Linked DNA regions of Mus musculus: region 2 is linked to region 1. Evidence: chromatin loops called from intact Hi-C (ENCODE). Cell type or tissue: left cerebral cortex. All regions are shown on one strand. Each heading gives the region's core, and the rest is flanking DNA. Links, peaks and the distances in the headings are about the cores only.

The links. Hi-C counts contacts between places; a loop is a spot of excess contacts. Peaks named below come from ENCODE experiments on the same cell type or tissue, not always from the same donor. Only the 100,000 strongest peaks of a DNase experiment are listed, where the experiment ranks them.
Region 2: a loop joins it to region 1, with 2.3 times the contacts of the local background. A loop is called at or near these places in 8 of 42 quality-filtered maps.

The regions. Positions count from the first base shown.
Region 1 is chr1:59,761,935-59,764,838 of GRCm38, forward strand. Bmpr2 (bone morphogenetic protein receptor, type II (serine/threonine kinase)) reads left to right here and starts at 2,345. Exons shown (of 13, transcript NM_007561.4): 1 at 2,345-2,794. The coding sequence starts at 2,719. In left cerebral cortex, for the core only: a CTCF peak has its summit at 1,568; DNase peaks (open chromatin) are centred at 535, 1,006, 1,422, 1,490 and 1 more place; H3K4me3 peaks cover 2,416 bases; H3K27ac peaks cover 2,259 bases.
Region 2 is chr1:59,825,523-59,828,426 of GRCm38, forward strand. The region is part of intron 3 of Bmpr2 (bone morphogenetic protein receptor, type II (serine/threonine kinase)); the gene reads left to right. Among named protein-coding and RNA genes, the nearest start is that of Bmpr2, 63 kb to the left of the region's middle. In left cerebral cortex, for the core only: no CTCF peak of the experiment used is centred there; a DNase peak (open chromatin) is centred at 1,250.

The DNA of each region.
Region 1 (2,904 bases), core at 124-2,623:
TTAGGCCTTTTAGGCAAAACAAAATATGGTATTCAAGCTAAAGAGTTAATGCATATGCTCCTTATTTTTCAAAATGTATTATATATATATATATGTATATGTATATATGTATATGTATATATATATATATATATACACACACACACACACACACACACACACATATATATCTGCCTGAAGGATAAACAGTATAAAAGTATTTCAGCTAAAAAAGGGCCCTGGGCAGATATTACAACTCTTAATTATAGCAGATATTTACTATGATAACAGAAACCAGTTTAAGGAATGTGATTTATTAACATCACGTTCAGATACAGAGATAAAAGGAGGCTTGAATAAGCAAGCGAACAGTAAGGCTTGAGGAGTGTGTTTATGAAGGTATCCTGGAACTGCCCTTAGCCACAATGAAAGACCGGCAAAACCAGCCTTCAGAACAACCTTTCTGCCTACTAGAAGAAGGGAGGGCTAGACTTCACCTCTTAAGATCGCCCTCCCACGCAAATTTTCCACCTCGCAGTTAAAGAATTAAACCCAGACTTCCGATCATGGCGCCAAGCACGTCATCTTCTCCCCTCTCCCCTAGCAAAAATCCCACCCAAGTCGGCTGACCCTGTAGGGGATCCCTTCCCTATCCTGGTTGCCTGAATCAAGCCAAATTGAGATTTTTTTTTTAAAGAGGTTTAAAGTGGTTAGGAAACTGCAGTGCTGGCGGGACTGTCTCTATTCGATGAGTGAGGAGCTAGGACCACACTCCATACCTAGAAGCAACTACACTGCGTCGCAGTTCTCCTTTAACAGGCCCTGCAAAGACCCTCGGGCCTTTGTGAATAAAACCCTCCCCAGGAGAGGTGCGGGCGGAGCAGGAGACGCGCACGCACAGCAGGCCGGCGTGTGCGATCTTAAGTTTTCTCTCCGGTCTCGCGTGCTCGCAATTGCTCAGCAGCCTTGTCATCCAAGAGGGCCCCGGGGATGGCTGTTCGAGGAAAGCCCGACCCAGACTAGCGCACACACGTCAGCTTCGCGGTCTTCATGACTGAGGCAGGAGGCTTTTGTTTGGGCCGCGACGGGAGGGGGACCCGACGAGGCCCGGGTCTCGGCTCCTGGGAAAGGCGGCTCGGTCGGGATTCTCAGGGAAACCGAGGAGGATGCGCCCGCCGCCACCAACAACGACGGCGTGCCTTCGAGGCTTCTCGCCCACCTTCCCGGGTAGCCTTTAACCTACGTTAAACAAAAGATTGTGGCCGCCCTCCCTTACACGCTTGAACAGATCGCACGGCGTCCACGTGCGGAGCGTTCGCCTGTGTGAGGAAAGGGACCTAGGCTGCCCACCCGCAGCCCACGACAACCCTTCCCTGCACTGGGCGCCCAGGCGAGAGACGCCGCGCGAGGGCCTCACTCTCCAGCAAGCCTGGGAGTGAGGGGCGGGGCCGGGCGGGGCCGCGGGCGCGCAGGCGCAGTGCGGCTCAGTGGCGCCGCCGCCGCCGCCGCCGCCGCCGCCCGCGCTGCACCACAGGCCCGAGACAGACAGGGGTCGGCTGGAGAGCCGGAGACTGAGAGGAGGCGGCGGCGGGGGCGGGGCGACTCCGGTGACCGGGAGCGCCTCAGACTGGCAGCTGCGGCGACTCCCCCCTTTGTGTCTGGTCTGCTTGGAACCGCTGGAGGTGCTTCCCGGAGGGGCTCGGGGTGTTTCGCAAGCTCAGCTGCCCACCCCCTTCCTCGGCCACCTACGTCCGTCTTCCCGCCGCCCCCCGCCCTCGGCCCGCGACGCCCGAGCTCCGCCCGGAGCCCAGAGCTGCGGAGAACGAGGCGGCGGCGGCGGCGGCGGCTTTCTCCAGAGGGGCTGTGATTCGCTCCCGCAAGCCATCGACGGGAGGAGACCCGGTTTTCATGGTGGAATTTACTTCAGGCAAGAGCGAGGGGCTGGAGTAGCCGAGAGCGAGGCCGCGGGCGGAGCGCCCTCGAAGGGCCAGCCCCGCACCTCCCCGCGTGTCGCTCGCCCGGGCTCGCCGCGTCGCCGCGACCCTCCCCTCCCCCGCGCCCCGAGGCCCGGCCTGAGCGACCCTCGCGCGATTGTTCCGAGGAAGCTGTGGACTCGCCCATGGAAGCAGGCACCTTTTTCGACCCAGTCGGTGGGAAGGATTTGTTGATGTCGAAATCCGAGTGAAGGAAGCAACGAAGCGAAACTTTAAAAGGAACCCCACTGTCCTCGGAGTACGGAGCGATGCTACTCCGGCGGCCGGGCGCCGCTGCCTGCCCCGCTTCGCCCTTCCCGGCGGTCGGGAACTTGTTCTGATCCTCAGTGCTCCCATCGAGTCCCCGCCCTCCCCCCCCCCCCCCCCCCGGCACTCTGGATATGTTTTCTCCCAGATCTGGGTATTTTTTTGATATCGTGAAACTACGAGGGAAATAATTGCAGGGGTTTCTTCTGGGCTCCCTGCGTCTTCCCCATGGACATGCCTTCAATTTGGGGAGCCGAGACACCCCGTCCTAGGCGAATGAAGCCCCCCAGCCACGAGGGAGCGAAATGAAGGGAAATTCTGCAGTGGAATGAGAGCTCTACTAGCTAGGTCCTCGCATCTGCCATTTGTCCTTTCAAACTGCATTGTAATCCGGGCAGGATAAATCAGACGAAGAGCAGCCTCCTAGCCGGATTTCTCCGCCCGAATTTACTTTCCAGATTTCTTTTCTTTGCCCTCCTGCTTCTTTGCTGGCCCAGGGATGACTTCCTCGCTGCATCGGCCCTTTCGGGTGCCCTGGCTGCTATGGGCCGTCCTGCTGGTCAGCACTACGGCTGGTGAGTAGCCCTAGGTGGTATGTCCCAGCTCCTACTCCAGTGGGTGGCGAGGGAGAGAGCCTGCAGAGGCCGAGCCCTGTGCTCTCCCCTCGCAACGTGTGCTCTCGGAT
Region 2 (2,904 bases), core at 279-2,778, 64 kb after region 1:
GTTAATATTAGAAATTATAATATCTGGCAACAAATGTCTTCATCTTCACACCAAGCTAGGAAAGAAAGCTTACAGTCAGGAAGCCAGTACTGGCATGGGGCCACAAGTAGTCTATGACCTCAGTTTTAGTGTTTCTCCCTAAGGGCATGAAATAGAAAATGGGAAATAAGGATGGATCAAGATGCTTGTTAGTTTAAGAGCCAAAACAAGACATATTTTTATACTTATTAAAAGAAGAAAGAACAAAAAATTATGTGCATATTTTAGGACAATAATTATTTTGAAATAATTAGGAATAGGCCTGGAGAGATATCTCAGCAGTTAAGAACACTGACTGTTTTTCTAGAAGTTCTGAGTTCAATTCCCAGCAACCAAGTGGCTGTTTACAACCATCTATAATGGGATCTCTTGGCATTCTTGTAGTGAGAATTTTGCTTTCTTTAAAAACACAAAAATATTATAAGTATGTCTTTTTGTTTTAATCCCAGGTGTGGGATATGGGGCTGTTTCAAATTGTCCACAGCAGCTGACTCTGATTTGCCGTGTGCTCTAGAGTGATTTTGCCAGCTGCATATAGTTTCTGTGAGTGTGTGACGTTTGGAATTCTGGGGAATATACTCTAAAGAAGGTATATGAATGCTAAGGCCCTGAGAGGCAGGGTTGTTGTTGATTAGTTGCAGTTTGTTAAGTAGTTCTGTGCAAAGAAGAAATAAGAAGAAATTAGATATCCTGATGGCAAAGATCAAACTTGCCTCAAGGAACTTGATGTTCTTAGCCAGCAGGAAGTAGTCTACCGATAATGTAGCCCCCTTTCCCGTCTTGTCTACTGTTAGGCGTTTGAAAGGGTAGAAGAAAGGGGTAGAGAAGGATGGAAGAAAGAAGAACCCACAAAAATAAGTCCAGCTACACATTCCACTCCCTGGCCCCCATAGGTTTTTAGGCATATTGTAATGCAAAATTCATTGTTTTCAACTTCAAAGACCCCATAGTTATCACAGTATTAGCACTGTTTAAAAGTACAAAGTCTCTTCAGAGACCAAGAGCAATCTCTTAAGTGTAACCCCTGTAAAATCAGAACGAAGAAGCAGATTGCATACTCCACCGTACTGTGGCGCAAGGTGTGCGTCACCATTCTGACAGGGAGGAACCGGAGCACAGTGAGGAGGAGGAGCGTCTGGAGCAGGACTGAAGCCAGCCAGGCAGACTCCAGACTCCGAATCCCCATGTCTGATGCCACAGTGCTCTTCAGCTTTGCTGCCTGCAGCACACCTCTTTTCTCTTGGGCTGGTTCCATTCCCTGTTAGCTTTCCTTGGCAGGTATCCCAAGCTTCTGGCATCTTCAACATCTTGGGGTTTCCAAAGCAATCCAGGCTTTACCTTCACAGCTTCACCAAGTGGCTTTCTTTGGCCTCCGTGTAGGGACATCTCTGCCACACACCTGGCCTTAGTGCCTGTCCTTAGTTGTGGAGGGATATTTCATAACCTTTGTTCAATCCTTGACTCTAAAGCCAGAACAATGTGACCAAAGCCACCAAGTTCTGCTGCTTCCTGGGGCTGGAACATGACCCCCTTCTTCAAATACATTTTCACCACTTTCTGATTTTGATGATTTCCTTCACTGCCTAAACCTGGTTGTTCTGGAGCTCCCTCCATAGACCAGGTTGGCCTTGAACTCTGAAATTTCCCATGCCTCTCCCAATTTGAGTGCTGGGACTAAAGGTGTGCAACACCACACCTGACCCTAAGCTTCCCTTTAGTTCCTTTTCACAGGTTGGAAGCTTAGCTGGGTGGGATCTTGCCCTGAAGTCATCACTCCCTTTATTCCACTTAGCATCAGACTTTTCTTTAATGTGGTCATCTCCTTGAACACAGGACTTAGCTCCATTCTACTTCCTGGTGCCCCTTTTCTCCTCAAACTGTGTATTTTATATATTTTTCCTTGCTTAGCTTGCTCCTCTTAATTATAGATCTCCATAAGCAGGGCCACACAGTCAATACTAGGTTGTCTGGAGATTTTTTTCTGCCAAAGCTCTTAATCCATAACTATTCAGTTTAACCTCAGGCAGATTTTTTTTGGACAGGGGAGAAAGTAGCCACATTCTTTGCCAAAATATCACAAGATTGGTCTCTTGGCCACACACTATTACATTGCTCTGACACCTCTTGAACTGGTTCCCCATGGCTCAAATCACCCTCAGCACCATTGTCTTCTGTGCTTCTACTTGGATGGCCCAGTAAGCCCCACTTAGAGCAGTCACAGTCTCAGCAGTTTACTTAAAGGGAAGATGGCTCAGCAATAAGCTGTCATTTATCACTTCTTTGAAGCTCCTATTTTAGCAAATAATAATAAAAATACATTGATTTTTACATGTACACAAACCATTTTCTGATTCTGAGCCATGGATAACCTGGTCCACTCTATGGTGGAGACATTGAGACACAAGGAAAGGTAGTGAAAATAGGTTTTTACTCTTCAGGTTTGTGCTGCTATATGAAAATTTTTGAGGCTTGGAATTATAACCAACAGAAATGTGTTTGGCTGACAGTATGGAAATTTGAAAATAAGTCTGTCCTATGGTAGAAAATGAAAGAACGCAAGAAAGCATATGAGTGAGAGTGGAAGGGTCACATGCATCCTTTTCATAGGAGACAAATCCCTAAACTGTATTAACCCATTCCTAAGGGTGACATTCTCAGACTTGGCAACCCGTTAAAGGTCCCATCTTTGAGGTGGATATTAAGGTCAAATTCAAACCATAGCAACGCTCAGTAAAATGTCATGTAAGCAAGAAGATGTCAAGTGCTGATGGTATCAATGTATCTGCATATAGTTTTGCAGTTTTTCAGTGTTTTATATCATTGGAAATAAACCACACTGTATAAAATTGTCACTTGAATAAAAGC